Regions from separate parts of the Homo sapiens genome. Here region 2 is linked to region 1. The links are chromatin contacts, found by POLR2A ChIA-PET in ENCODE. All regions are on one chromosome and are shown on one strand. The core of a region is the stretch at or near the end of the contact, and the rest is flanking DNA. Distances in the headings are between cores, read along the strand shown.

Region 1 (7,689 bases), core at 2,663-5,162:
GCGCCACTGCACTCCAGCCTGGGCAACAGAGCGAGACTCCATCTCAAAAAAAACAAAAAGTGCACCCTCTGCAGGGCCAACAATATTGCAGAACCTCGGGAGGTAACATGCTTTTAGTGGAGATCCAAAGGGTCCCATTCCTAGAGAACATTATGTGAATTATACAACTTGGGGACACAGAGTTAGTGGAATAGAACAGGTCTCAGCTCCACCATCTAACAGCTGTGGCATATTGACCAAGTTATTGAACTAACTCTTAGGTACTTCATCAGAAAAAATGTGACTAATAATAACATCTATCTCATAGGATTGTTATAAGAATTAAATAAAATAATGTAGATACGTATAATTAGCCCAGTGCCTAATATGTGGTAAGTGTGGAATAAATGTTTTGATGATGATTATGGTGAGGATAATGATGATGAAGAATAAGATGAATCTACATTCCAATCCTAGCTCCATCACATTCAGGCCATTTACTACCTATAATAAATGTGATCTGCTGAAAGGATGCAACAAAATAATGTACGCAGAATACTTAGGGCCAGGTACAAAACAGGAATTCCATAAAGAGTAACTGTGATTATGATGACTGACCATCCTCTATATGCATTATCTCTCCCCCATCTCTCTTTCTCTTACAGGCAAACACACACACACATATAACTACTATAAAAATTTCAGGAGATTAAACTATAATTGATAGCATAAATCCCAAGGCCATATAAAAAATGGGGAAAAGTGTATCCTTTTTTTTTTCTTAAATGTATCCTTTGTTGTTGTTGTTTTTTGTTTTTGTTTTTGTTTTTTGAGACGGAGTCTCGCAGTCACCCAGGCTGGAGTACAGTGGCGTGATCTTGGCTCACCGCAACCTCCGCCTCGCAGACTCAAGCAATTCTCCTGTCTCAGCCTCCATCCATAGTGGCTGGGATTACAGGTGTGTGCCACCACGCCCAGCTAATTTTTGTATTTTTAGTAAAGATGGGGTTTCACCATGTTGGCCAGGCTGGTCTCAAACTCCTGACCTCAAGCGATCCGCCCACCTCAGCCTCCCAAAGTGCTGCGATTACAGGCGTGAGCCACCGCGCCCAGCCTGGGAAAAATGTATTCTAAAACCAGTGCATTCTCAATACAATTCACCCAGACTATTGCAGAAACTTTCTAACTATTCTTTCCTCTCTAATCCCATCTATACAATATTGCAAAAGCAAACTGATGAATCACAATTAGCTTAGAAAACTTCAGTGACAAAATACAGCCAAAACTCTGGCTTTGAATGGCCTTCCACAATCTTATCCCCTGCACATTTCCAACCTCATCTACCCTTAAAACATACAAAAAGATTTGTTCTGTGCACATGCCCAGTTACTTTGTTTTTTGTATTTCTCAATCAACGAATGCTCCTCCCATCTTCCCAGTCCTACCTAATACTAGCAATCTTTTCCACTGAGCAAACCTATTTGAAGAAGTCATACCACTGGCTACTTACAGTGATAGGAACTACTAATAGTCATACATCAGCAGGAAGGAGCAGTCATTTACATTAATTCATTTCCCAAATGATTGTCTTTTTAAATACCTCTCCACACCAACTGGGACTTCTCTCTCCCTCCCAGGAACATCATGAATCAATATTTAACCAGTATATCAATACTTTATTAGAATACAAGGTAGAAAGTTACATTGCCTTACACTCAACAAATGCTCATTCCTTGTTAAACAAATAAATGAAGAACTAAGTTTCATGAGACCAATCAAACTCACATTTTTCCGTTTAGAGATAACTCAGTTACAGGCATAACCAAACAGCTCTTTAGCTTGTCCCTGAATCTCCTGCCAAAATCATATCGCATCTAAATCATACCTTGCGCTTCCAAAAGGTCTACAGAAGAAAGATACTCTATTTTATGGTCAGTAGGACAAACGAAATGTTCTTTCTAAACCCTACTGCCAATAGTAGCAAACTAGTAATAGCAGTGGTTAAAGGAACAAAAATCAATAGCAATTTATTAGGCCCCTGGATAGCAAAACAATGAGTTCCAGAAAGTTACCCTATATAATAACCTTCTGATTTAATCATTTAGAACCAGAGATTTTTATCCCGAATTTTATGAATCACTAAGACTTTTTAAACACTTGATTCCATCAATGCATTATTTATTAATCATTATAAATATACCCGTACTCAAATTATTTCAGTACAAACAATAATGAAAGTATGACAGTGCTATCAACAAGAGGAAAAAAGGAGGGGAAGCAAACTGACAGCACTGGCTTGACTCATTTCTGTTGGGAGAACACTGGTACTGAATGGCACAAGCAACTCCAGTGTGAGAGAGCAAGCACATGACTGACTGGGAGGGCGACAGAGGATACCAAAGAAAGGAGAATATCTATAAAGAAGATTTCCTCTGTAGGGGCAGGAGGTGAAGGGATGAGAAGGAATGAAATCTACTCTAACAGCCTTTACAATACTCAAATGAAAACATGCTACCAGACTTCACACTTTGAGCCAGTTCACATCCTAGCTCTACCACTTACAATTGAGTGACCTTCAGCAGATTACTTATCCTCTTTCATCAGGTGTAAAATTATAATAATGGTAGCCCACTTAGTGAATACAAACTACATGTTTGGCACTGCGCTAGGCACTGGACACATGGTATATCCTCTAATTCTCACAATTAACCTGCCAAATAGTGATTATTTTTCTCACTTTGCAGGAAAGAAAACCCATGTTCTTTCTACCTATGTATAGCCGCTTTGTAGAGGGACAATACTACTACCTGGCCAGGTTGTACTGGGAATTAGAAGTAAATGCAAAGCACTTAGCAAGGACCCAGCACTTACCTCATATTAGGAGCTCAAGAAATCATTACTGTACGAATACAACCATCATTTGAATAAGTGCCTCAACTGAACAGCAATGAAATCCCAGAAACAAGTTTCCTCTCACATCATCTACCATAAAGATGACTTCTAACTAGCAGTAGTTTGGGAGAATCCAAAGCTCATCACTTATAACTGCTTGAAATACCAAAGTATCAACCATCCAGTATCCAAAAAAAAATTTTTTTTTAATACACACACAAATATTCTTAGAAGCTCAAAACACAAAACGCAAGGAAATAGCCCATTATGAAAGTGATATTTGACTCAATCTAAATATCAAATATTAAATATTTTACTTTCAAAAGGATCATAGGCCTCATGCCTCAAGGAAGCAGGTGCTAATGAACAAATTTATCTAACTTCCCAAAAATCATTCCCAGAAGCATCTGTTAACCTGAAGTACTTGGCAAACCATCTCTTAGAATTGACAACATATTGCCAAAATCTTAGTGGATTTTGCCAACACTATTCTGCTGATAGGAAAAAAGAATCATTCAGCTACTTTCCAATTTAGCCACAAAATAGGCTCTTTTTTCTTCATTACTACTTTAACCAGTATGTTAATACTGAAAATAGGTATAAAGAAATCACAAATAACCTTCTTCTGTTTGAAGGAAATTTAAAATACTAAATCCACAATTCTTGCCTTTAATTCTAAGGAACTCAAGAAAATCTATGAATTTTTTTTTTTTGGAAAAAATATGAAATCTCCAAAATCTAATAATTGTAACAGAGAGGAGGGGGAAAGAGCACAAACAACAGCTTGAAAGATGCCTCTTGAAAGTTGAGAGTCCTAAAATCTCAATTTCAAAGTTTAATCTACTGCTATTAAAAGAAATAGCTTATTAATCAGTGCTTGGGAATATTTTTTTTAAAAGAAAGAAAACTTCACAAAAACTAACCGGTTCCTGAATCTTCTATCTATCTGTTTTTACCACAACAACTACAATACTTACCAGACAGCACAGTCAACCTCCAGCAAAAGACCTCTAATCACGAGGGTATCTGTGGGGCAAGTGATACAAGAATGGGGAGGGATATGGGAATAGCTAGAGCTGTGGGGAGGGAAGGCTAGGAGGGAGGAGACGACTGTAGCTAGCAACAATGAGAAACTGTGAATCTAAACCACAAGGACTTCCCGCAGAACAGGATATCAGAGAGAAGGCAATTCTTTTTACCAACTACCAGGAACTCAGCACTGACAATTCATGACAAAGTTAAAAAGGTGGAGCTTCCAATTAAAAACAAAGTAAACTTAAGAAACTAACCAAAAGTAACTTGAAAGGACGTTATCACAAACTTCACCTGAGGCTTAAGAAAAACAATTATGAAGCTGTTTCCTGGGGCATTCCTGATGACAAAGGTCATTAAACAATAAGGTTTGCAGGGTGGCTGCTGCTTCCAAAGAAGGGCCAGTCCCCCACAAAAAAATTCCTTTGCACTGCAGTCAAAAGGAGCACGAGAAGACAACATTTTTGTAGTTGTTTACAGAATAATCAAAACAATGTTATTGTTGGAATCCCTAATTCAGAATTCCAAGACTGGGCTTAAATTAAATCAAATCATTTTAATAGGCAAAACTCCTCCAACTGTCTTAAACGAGCCACACTATTAAAGAAAATTATTATTTAAACTGAGCCATTGGAATCTACTGAGTCAATTTTAAAATGCTTGGGATCTAAGGGTTCTCAACCCCAAAGTCCACAACAGGGAAAGATCTCCACCCCTCTCTCGGGGAAGAGACCTAGTTACATCACCAAGAACAAACAGCAGGCAGAGTCCCACCCCCAAACATGTGATCAGTCAACCGAGAACTTGCATTTGCAGGCAGGGCACAAAGGCCCCAGAGGACCAACACACACCCTTCTATGTATTACCTGAGGTTATAAAACAGTTTTATTGAAAGAAGTTGTTTTATAAGCATACTGATGAAAAAAACTCATCAGCAGAATCCTTGCCAAATATGAAGGTCTGTTGTGTTTCTATAGGTTGAGAGAAAATATACGAGTTGACTAAAAAAAAGATGTAATTAAGATTTATTGGTAAAATTTAACAAACATGGGCAATGTCCAAAACTAATTAAGCTCTTACATTTTAACAATACAGTATATTAAATTGAAGTAGTCCTTTGGCCACAAGGAAAGTGCCACAAAAAAAAAAAAAAAAAAAAAGATACTGTTGCTTTTCTTGTTAACCATTAGCATTCTAACTCAGGTCTCCTAGTGGTGCTAGGTGGAGGAGGAGGTAGTAATGCCATTTCAAAGTGTGAAACACAAAATTTCTACTGATAAGTGCTGACTGCAAATAAAGACATACAAACATCAAGACCAAGCTCTTCAATCAAGTCATTAAAATATAGGTATATATTCATTGTGAAACTAATCAAATAAAACTAGAGTACTGGGACAGAGTTACAGAGCTTCAACCCTGATTACAACTAGACAACATTACTTTTCATGTCTCATCCAGGTAAGGGAAGTGATCCACAGGGAAATCTCACTCTAATAGATTGTAATCTCTCCAGAGGCCCCTCAGAAAACACCTCCCATAAAACTCTGCTATGATACTCACATTCTGCCTTGCATAAGTTATTTTCAGACATTTCTTATTCCCTCTTCAAGACTGCACAAGAGGTTCTGTGCCAAATAGAAAGAGAACCCTGTATCAACCACTGGGCTTCGCCATTCAAAATAAATTGGGTAACTACAAGTTTTTGTTAGGTGAGTGTCAAACTGCCTGTAGAAAAGGTTTTATAGGCCGGGTGCAGGGGCTCACGCCTGTAATCCCAGCATTTTGGGAGGCCATTGCGGGAGGATCATTTGAGCCCAGGAGTTCAAGACCAGCCTGGGCAACACAGGGAGGCCCCTTCTCTACAAAAAAAAAAAAGAAAGAAAGAAAGTTTTTAATTAGCCTGGTGTGGTGGCACGCACCTCTCTGGTCCCAGTTACTCCAGGCTGAGGTGGGAGGATCCCTTGAGCCCAGGAGGTCAAGGCCCCAGTGAGCAGTGATTGTGTCGCTGCACTCCAGTCTGGGCCACAGAGCAAGACCCTGTCTCAAAAAAAAAAAAAAAAAAGGAAAAATAAAAATAGAAAGAAAAGGTTTTGGGTACATGATTGCTAACTACGTCAAGAGGGAGAGTGATACATAGTGTTTCAGATTATTATTTTTTAAAATAGGGTTTTAGTTTAAATGTTCAGGTATTCTAAAGTTGGATGACTAGTTACAACAGTACTTTGTAAAACTGTGCTTCAACAAAACTTAACAAGTCATATTTTTCAAGTACTTTGCAGGGAATATGTAACACCACAATAGGTCCACCTTAGACCAGAATAGACAAAGGTCTCTGAAAAAATATAAATATTATTAGCAAGGAGAAACAATATTTAGGATTTGAGTAAATCAATCAAGAAAAATCCTTGGAGGGTAGTGGGGAGGGTAATGGAAAAGCACAGGCTGAAAAGTCCTATTTGGTCACATTCCGTAGCTTTTCATTATTGGTTTCTACTAGCAAATAGAGTAAGGTACAACAGAATGTTCAATGCATTGAAAGAACATTTTGCTTCTCTTAAAAGTCATAAAAGAGAAACAGAGGATTTCTCTAAGAAAAACCAAAATAACTCCCTCTGGAGTAACCCCAAAGTCAAACCATCATTGTCTTTTATTTCTGAGATGCTAATGATAATGCTGATGTCGGCAGTAAAGGCAGGAACTGAGTGGCTCCGCAGTAGGAACACGAGATTGGAAAATAAAAGACTCTTTTTTTTTTTGAGTCCAAGTCTTGCTCTGTCACCCAGGCTGGAGTGCAGTGACACGATCTCGGTTCACTGCAACCTCCACTTCCCAGGTTCAAGTGATTCTCCTGCTTCAGCCTCTTCAGTAGCTGGGATTACAGGTAGGTGCCACTACACCCAGCTAGTTTTTGTATTTTTAGTAGAGATGGGGCTTCACCATGTTGGCCAGACTGGTCTCGAACTCCTGACCTCAAGTGATCCACCTGACTCAGCCTCTCAAAGTGCTGGGATTACAGGTGTGAGCCACTGTGCCCAGCCAATAAAAGACTCTAGATTTTAGAATGTAGTGACAAAATTTGGGAACTTTTTAAGAGACAGGTTCTTCCTCTGTTGCCCAGGCTGGATGCAGTGGTGTGATCACAGCTCACTGAACCCTCAAATTCCTGGGTTCATGCAATCTTCTACCCTCAGCCTCCCGAGTAGCTGGGACTACAGGTGTGTACAACCAGACCCAGCTAATTTTTTAAAGATTTTTGGAGACAGGGTCTTAGTATGTTACCTAGGCTGAGACTTTTAAATAAACTGGAGGATTGGGGTGGGGAGGGGTGGGGAAGAGACTGCTTTATATCAAATGAAAGCCTTTATCATTTGATCCTGGGGAGAGGGGAAGCTTAATTCAGAGCTGTTAAACTGGAGTTCTAGCAAACAAAAATTAGAGACGGACTTGATCTTAGCTAATAAGGAACCTAAGAGAAAATATTCTAGCCTTTGACTCTAGGTTGTAAGGAAGAATATACCATGAAGTAGATGAAAAACAGGGAAAACTACATAACTAATTTGAGTCTAGTGGGTTTTTTTTTAACTTTTTTTTTTTAATCTTGGTTTTGTTTGAAGACAGAGTCTCACTCTGTCACCCAGGCTGGAGTATAGTGCCATAATCTCAGCTCACTGCAATCTCTGCCTCCCGGGTTCAAGTGATTCTCCTACCTCAGCCTCCAGAGTAGCTGGGATTACAGGTGCACACCACCACACCTGGCTAATTTTTGTATTTTGAGTAGAGATGGAG
Region 2 (7,689 bases), core at 4,564-7,063, 1.5 Mb after region 1:
CACACAGACACAGGTGTAGAGCAGGTCTTCAGACAGCCCTGGGCTGCAGGCAGAAGCAGTGTGTCCAGGGCCACTCCCACCCTCTGCCAAGCTCCTCCCCCAACCCAAAAGGCAGGGACACCCAGGCCCCACTGTCCCCTGAGGCCAGAGAGATGGTCTTTAAGGTCTCTCCCCATGCTAACTGTGGTCAGCTAGGACCTTCAATTGGGCCTACTAGAAATCTTCTCTGTCATCCACAGACCTTTGTCATACACACATACCTTGATACTACTCCCCGCTTGCACTCCCAGATGGTGGGAACAGGGCACACCCATGCCTGCAGCCATACCTGCACTGGGTCTCTGAGGTCTGAGCTCCAGGGAGCTAAGGCTCAGCCCCTCCTGGGGCTCTCTGAGCCCTGAGGGGAGCTGCTGGAGACAGCTGTGGCCAACAGCTATCACAAATATCTGGAACCCCCTTCCTCTCTCCTCCCCTCCCCACTTTCCCAGGGAACTTGGGGTCCCTGGCCAAGAAGCCTGAGGGCTTGGCTGAGAGGGGAGCCCACTCCCACCTGTGGAGACTGAAGACAGTGGCTGAGAGGGGGTGTAGGCGCCAGGAGGAGCCAGATGGAGTAGCAGGCTCTAGGGCCGACCCCACGCTGGGCTTCCACCATCTTCTGTGTGTCCGCCTGGGCCAGAGCCTCCAGCAGCACCAGCAGGATCAGTGCCAGGGTGGCAAAGTGGCAGAGCCCCATGGCAGGGAGTAAGGACCAGCTCTGGAAGAGAGATGAGCTCTGTGTTACAGGCAGGTGAACCAAGGCCCAGGCTGGCTGGGACTTGTTGGGGCAGGGATAAGAGCTGTCACCTAAACCTGCTTCTGCCTTGAGCCCTGTGCATAAGGTCAAGTGAGTGCAGCTGCTGGGAGAGATGAGGAGGTAGATTTGGTATCCATGGCTTAGGGACAGAGATGACCTCTCCCCATGGGCCCCTTATCTTTCAGAGTACCTGGACCCAGAGCTGCTCTGTATGGCTGCACAGGCTGCACACTGCATAACTCCTGGGGCCTCCAGTTGCACAGTTTGGTGGATGACACCTCCATGAATTGTGCAATGCTGTACCCCTGCCTATCCAACTTCCCCAAAGTCAGCTGCCTGATGGGAAAGATGCTGAGGTCAGAGGTCAGGGAGCCTAAGGCCCCAGGCTGAGGGAGAAGGGTGACTGGGCATGGTCCGAGATCTGATGCTCCGCCAGGTTCCTGGGTCCTGTCTAGAGGAGAGAGAGCAGGCAGGGAATCTGCCATTCCATGGGAAACATGCCCCCTTCAGACCTTCTACCCACAGAGCTCCATGCCACAGCTTGGCTACAGGCCAATCTCAAGCCCAGCTATAACCCAAAGTTTCTTATCACAGTCACCCCCAAACTCTAAACTTAGCCCCTGATCCTTCCCTAATCCTGCTCCTCAAGATGCTTATCCTCCAGCCAGCACAGGGGAAGGGGTCGATGCTGCTGAAGGGCCTCCCTTCTGCTTGGGCTGGCTATGCCTTCAGAGACAGGAACTGCTCTTAGGGGTGGGAGGCAGGGAGAGAGTCAGGCCCTGCCCTGGGAGGTTTCTGGGAGGAAAAAGCTACTGCTGTTCCAGCTCCCAAGCATGCCCAGGCCAGTCACCCACCCCCAAATGGCAGCCCGTCTGTGGCATGGGGTGGTAGGGACAGCCAAAGACAGGCTTGAGGCGAGACAGGCAAGGAGTTGTAGAGGAAGCAGAGGTGGAGGCAGGCCCTGCTGGGTGGGGAGCCACCGTGGAGGCCTGGCCTTAGCTCACTGATGAGAATTAGCTAAGCCTGGAAAGTTTTCTCTGTGGCACTGTACCTGGGGTCCAGACCTAGGGGGAAGGGGATGTGGAGGTTCAGGAGGGTCCAGGCTGGCTGTGCAGATGCCTCAGTGAGATTTAGGGGAGCCCCCACAGGCTTTCAGCTGAGGCAGGGCAGGTTGGCCCCAAGACCAGGTAGGAAAGTCTCCCCTCTTCCATTTTATGCTTTCCACACCCTCGCATCCTAGTCCTTCTCTTCTCTTTGGGGTCTGAAGGATCCAGGTGGGGTGGGGGATATGGGTTGGGGGTCCTACAGGAGAATTGCCTAGGCCAGGCCCTTGGGTGAGACCCTGGGTAGGTTAAGGGAACCCAGCAGTTTGGAGAGAGGGCCAGGCCCCCTTTAATCCTCACTTCCAGCCACACACAGCCCTGCCAACCAATCCTGGAAGAATCCAATCCTATGTCTGCAGCCTAGGCCCTCACCTGGCCTCTTCCGGCCAACCACATCCAGCTTTGCCCCCTGAGGCCTCACCTGGCCCCTCAGCTCTGGCCGGCACCCCGCAGTTGCTGGTCCAGCCTGCAGAGCTGGTGCAGGAAGCCTCGGTTGGGGAAGACCCATCGGTGCTGCCTCACGGTGATCACCGCCTGGCGCAGGGACAGCCGCTGGTGCAGCATGAGGTAGGCCAGGACCAGCGTGGCAGAGCGGCTCACGCCCACCACACAGTGCACCAGGACCTTGGCTGAGGAAGACATCCTGGTGAAAAACCCTGTCCCACACACCGGCCCACCCACGGGCTGGGATGGGGACCCAAGTTCCTTTCCTGACCCTGCCTTGGGTGCACTCTGTGATCCTGAGCAAGTCACTCAGCCTTTATGGACCTCAGTTTCCTGATCGGTAAAATGGGTAGATCAACACCTGTTCTGCCTACCCTTGGGATAGGGTCCGAATTTCTTTTTTCTTTTCTTTCTTTTCTTTTTTTTTTTTTTTTTTTTAGTAGAGACAAAGTCTCACTATGTTGCCCAGGCTGGTCTTGAACTCCTGAACTTAAGTGATTCTCCCACCTTGGCCTCCCAAAGTGTTGGGATTACAGGCGTGAGACACCGCTCCTGGCCTCCAAACCTTTTTAACACTTCAAGAGCTGGCCCCTGTCGCCTCATCTCAGATTGTCCCTCCCCCACCTTCAGCTCGAGAAACATGGAGGAACTTGCAGTTCCTTGAGGCTGCCATGGTTTCTGACCTCCAGCCTTACCACATGCTATTCCAAATACCTGCAAATTGTTTCCCCTGGTCTCGGTCTGACTAACTTCCACTACTCATCCACCAGGTTTTGGCTGAGACACGGCTTCCTCCACAGGCTTTCTTGACCGCTCAAAGTATTGCTTGAATCACAAAGCAGCTCATCTTTTTTGCATATTACCCATGGATACCTTTGTAGAGGGAAGTCCCCCCACCTTCCCGATCCTCTGGGCTTAGCACCCCCGCCGTGTGCTCCCAGAGCCCTCCACACTGGCCCACTCTTATGAGTAGCTCTCACTATACTATTCGCAATTTGGCTGTCTTTCCACCAGTTCCAAGAGGGCAGGGATCCTGCTTCTTAAAGTCTGGATTCCCAGTATTTAGCTCAGTGCCAGGCACGTAGTGGATACTCAGTAAATAGCTGGTGAATGAATGGATAAATAGCAAAAGAATGTCAAAGTGTGTTGGATACTAAAAAGTCATGTGAGCTGTAATCTTGTCATTCCTGTCACATAGATGAGGAAACTGAAGTCCAGAAAGGGACACTGGCTTGCCCAGGGTCACACAGTGAGGGACACAGCTGTCTTCTAGGATGGACACAAAGCCAGGACACCAGCCTCCCTGGGCTCCTATGCTGTATCCTGAGTATTTGAAGATATATTTCTTTTCTAGTTAAAAGTACTTTGGGGGCCGGGTGCGGTGGCTCATGCCTATAATCCCAGCACTTTGGGAGGCCGAGGCAGACAGATCACTTGAGGTTAGGAGTTCGAGACCAGCCTCGCCAACATGGTGAAACCCTGTCTCTGCTAAAATACAAAAATTAGCCGGGTATGGTGGCGGATGCCTGTAGTCCCAGCTACTTGGGAGGCTGAGACACGAAAATTGCTTGAAGCCCAGAGGCAGAGGTTGAACCCAGGAGGCGGAGGAGCAGAGATCGCGCCACTGCACTCCAGCTTGGGTAGCACTGAGACTCTGTCTCAGAAAAAAAAAAAAAAGGAGAAAAAAAGTACTTTGGGGCAGACATCTAGGTACCAAATGGTGCTTTCCCAAAGTTGAGTGTTGCAGAGAAAGAGCTGTTCTGCTGTTTGGGAGAAATGGCTTTCAGCCTCAGGGTTGCTCCTAACTCATGGCATGACCTTGTATTCCAGGCCTCAGTTTCCCCATCTGGGAAGGAATCGGGTTCGACAAAATGCTGGAGCACTAAGCAGAGGACTTTTTTTTGGCGGGGGGGGATGGAGTTTCGCCCTTTTGCCCAGGCTAGAGTGAAGTGGCATGATCTCGGCTCACTGCAACCTCCGCCCCCCATGTTCAAGCAATTCTCCTGCCTCAGCCTCCAGAGTAGCTGAGATTATAGGTGGGTGCCACCATGCCCGGCTAATATTTGTATTTTTAGTAGAGACGAGGTTTCACCGTGTTGGCCAGGCTGGTCTTGAACTCCTGACCTCAGGCGATCCACCCACCTCGGCCTCCCAAAGTGCTAGGATTACAAGCATGAGCCACCACACACGGCCTAAGCAGAGGATTTTTAAAAAGCAGGGATGGGAGGGCACTGATGACTGAGAGGAAATGAGGCATCCTCCCCATGAATGAGCAAGATGGGATATGGGCTTGGACCCCAAGTCCTACCCCCAGGCGTGTTGAGGGCACGGTGGATGAAGTCAGCCGCAGAGGAGAAGTAGGCACTGATGTCAAAATCAGGGAGGTCGTGGGCTGGCACCCCCAGGTAGCTCACACTGCTGCCGTAGAAGTCAGGGCCGCCCTGACAGTAGAGGCCCTTGTGGGCGGCGTTCAGCACGTGGGTGATGCCCAGCTTCCACAGCTCAAAGCGGTTGTTTGCCGTGGCCCTGGGGAGGGCAGGAAGGGCACTTGATGCCGGCCAAGCCATGGGACCAGGAGGGAGGCTGTGCCTGGCCCCCTGCTGCAGAGGGACCGAGCCATTAGGGTCCAAAGAGAGTCCAACCCCAGCAAGCTCCAAGTGGGGTCTGACTCCACAGCCCTATACCCAGAGCCCCGCACTTTCTGGTGGCTGAGCCGGCGGTGTGTGTGTCGGGGGATCTTTAGACCCTCTTTGCTTCCTCAATGCATCTGTCCCTGCCTTGGCCAGGACAGGAAGGAAGGGATTGCTTCAGCCCTGGAACCTGGCTGCCCCTCCCTTCTTGCCCCATGTCCTCCCACGCATATCCGTCCTCTACTGGCTACCACCTCATACCTGCTTCTAACCTACAAATGTTTAGAGGCAACACCTTCTCTGATTCACCTTCAGTCAGGCTTCTCCACCGTCTGTATCCAGAGGAGGGAGGCTGGGCCCAGAAACAGGGGGCTCTCTGTCTACCTTATCTCATGCCCCAAATACTATTTCCTGGGCCTCTGCCTCTACACTTGACAGTTGTCCTGGAAATGTTTCCTGGAACTCCTGGGAGACTCCCTGCTTTCAGGCAGGCGAAGTCCCTGCTCTCCCTGGTGGCCATACCTGGTCACTGCACTGACCTCAGCACCCCCGGGGGTCCTGGAGAAGGTCCCTGGCCTGGGATGGTCAGAGCAGAGCTATTTCTCCTTGTTTCCACCCTCCTGTGTCTGGTAAAGCGACCAAGAACTGCCTCTCCACGTCCCCACCCCCATGCCCCTTGGCCAGCTACCACTCACGCATCTCCTATGAAAAGGTTGGGCCAAACTTCGTCCACACGGCTGCAAGAAGACTTCCCTGCCCGCAGGAGCTCCTCCAGCTCCAGGATGCTGGGGCAAGGCGTGGCTTTGTCCTCTCCCCCCAGCTCTGGGAGAGAGGTCTCAGCCATGGGCCAGCCCGCCCACCCCTCTGCCTCTGTGGTCACTCCTCTCTGCCTCTCCAGTGTCATTTCTCCTTCCCAGAGATTGACAGGGACAGGTGACAGAAGCAAGTGACTCAGCAAGTCACAGGGGCCTCTGGAGTGGACAAGACCTTTTCCTCCCCAAGCCTCCCCCCACCCCCAAACTCCATGAGAACACAGAATCAGAGAGACCTCTGCAAGTCAGCTACCACCCTGAACCTCAGTTTCTTCATCTGTAAAGTAAGGATAATCACACCTACCTCAGAGAATTTGAGGATTAGATGAAACAAAGGACATGCTGGGTCTGACACATAGTAGGTGCTTAGAAACATCTGTGGAATTAGTAGATGTAGAGCCCTGCCTAAGGCTATTAGGTTCTGAGGACTGAGTTAAAGTAGAGATCCAGGGTGCAGAGGAGGTGGCTGGTTCCAAGGATGAATGATAGAAAGAACTGAAAGAAGTGTACAGTCTAGGTGGGCCACAAATTGGGCAGGAGCTGGATTGGATGTCTGTTGGATGAGTCTCTGAATTACGGAGGTCAGGGACAGTTTTCTGAGTTGTAGAGTCAGAGAAATATGGGTAAGAGACATGGAGAGCTTCCTTTAAAGGGTGCCCACAAGATTCATGGGGGGAGGGGGAAGGTGTTTTTTTTTGTTTTGTTTTGTTTAGACAGGGTCTCACTCTGTCACCCAGGCTGGAGTGCAGTGGCATCATCTTGGCTCACTGCCACTACCACCTCCCAGGTTCAAGTGATTCTCCTGCTTTAGCTTCCTGAGTAGCTAGGATTACAGGCATGTGCCACCATGCCACACTAATTTTTGTGTTTTTAGTAGAGATGGGGTTTTGCCATGTTGGTCTGACTGGTCTTGAACTCCTACCTCAAGTGATCAGCCTGCCTCGGCCTCCCAAAGTACTGGGATTACAGGTGTGAGCCGCCGTGCCGGGCCAATGGGGCAAGGTTTGAACAATGGTCCTGTAGTGAAGATGGCTAACTTCTCAGAAGAGAAGGCTGAAGAGGGCCTTGTATGTCAAATGGGGAGACGGGAGGTGAGTGTTGCCCTAGACTTTGAGAGCCAAAGGGGCTAACTGTCATCAGAAACAGTGGGAGGGAGATTCCTCTGCCTATAAGGGCTTTGGGTCCCAAAATAGAAACTGAGAAAGGTCAACCTGTCCTTCTGCCAGAGCTGGTTATCAGCAAGAGAGATGAGATGTCTCACCCTCTCTCATGTGACTTCTCAGTGGCCCTAATGGAGCTGGGAAGGGTATGAGCTGCAGTGGGGAGGTTCCCAGCTGCCCTTGGCCTTAAGACCAGTTTGAAGGGAAAGGCCACACCAGGGCATCCCATGGAAGCAGTCTACACTCATGTCTATCCCATTCAGAACCATTGAAGTCGGCCCGGCACTGTGTGGGGAGGCAAGACCAAGGAGGGGCTCGTGTCCAGGTTACAGCTGGGTTTGGACTTGGTTTATGCCAATGCTAGACCTGGCTTGGGAGGAGACCTTCCCTCAGGGTGGTGCAGCATGGTGGAGTGAGGAAAATACAGGATCTGATGTTAGAGAGATTTGGGTTGGAATATCAGTTTGCAATATGTCAGGCAGTATGTTTCTTTACTTTTCTGTGCTATAGGATCCCCCTTGCAGAATTAGCACTAGGATTTTTTTTTTGAGATGGAGTTTGCTCTTGTCGCCCAGGCTGGAGTGCCATGGCGTGATCTCGGCTCATTGCAACCTCCATTTCCCGGGTTCAAGCGATTCTCCTGCCTCAGCCTCCCGAGTAGCTGGGATTACAGGTATGCACCACCACGCCCGGCTAATTTTTGTATTTTTAGTACAGACGAGGTTTCCCCATGCTGGCCAGGCTGGT

Evidence for each region. ChIA-PET counts read pairs that join two places held with the same protein, here RNA polymerase II (POLR2A).
Region 2: POLR2A ChIA-PET joins it to region 1 with 18 read pairs in PC-9. The contact joins the promoter of DUSP13A here to the promoter of USP54 in region 1. POLR2A ChIA-PET finds 5 or more read pairs at or near these places in 2 of 52 experiments (PC-3 and PC-9).

The regions. Positions count from the first base shown.
Region 1 is chr10:73,587,430-73,595,118 of GRCh38, forward strand. It overlaps USP54 (ubiquitin specific peptidase 54), which reads right to left and starts at 3,913. Exons shown (of 24, transcript NM_001391956.1): 1 at 3,849-3,913. RefSeq lists an enhancer at 4,196-4,946.
Region 2 is chr10:75,103,344-75,111,032 of GRCh38, forward strand. DUSP13A (dual specificity phosphatase 13A) reads right to left here and starts at 5,814. Exons shown (of 3, transcript NM_001007271.3): 1 at 5,666-5,814; 2 at 4,649-4,866; 3 at 2,326-2,525. The coding sequence starts at 5,814. The coding sequence ends at 2,326. It also overlaps a transcript of DUSP13B not described here and a transcript of SAMD8 not described here. RefSeq lists enhancers at 99-943, 944-1,788, 2,634-3,477, 3,199-3,248, 7,123-7,689.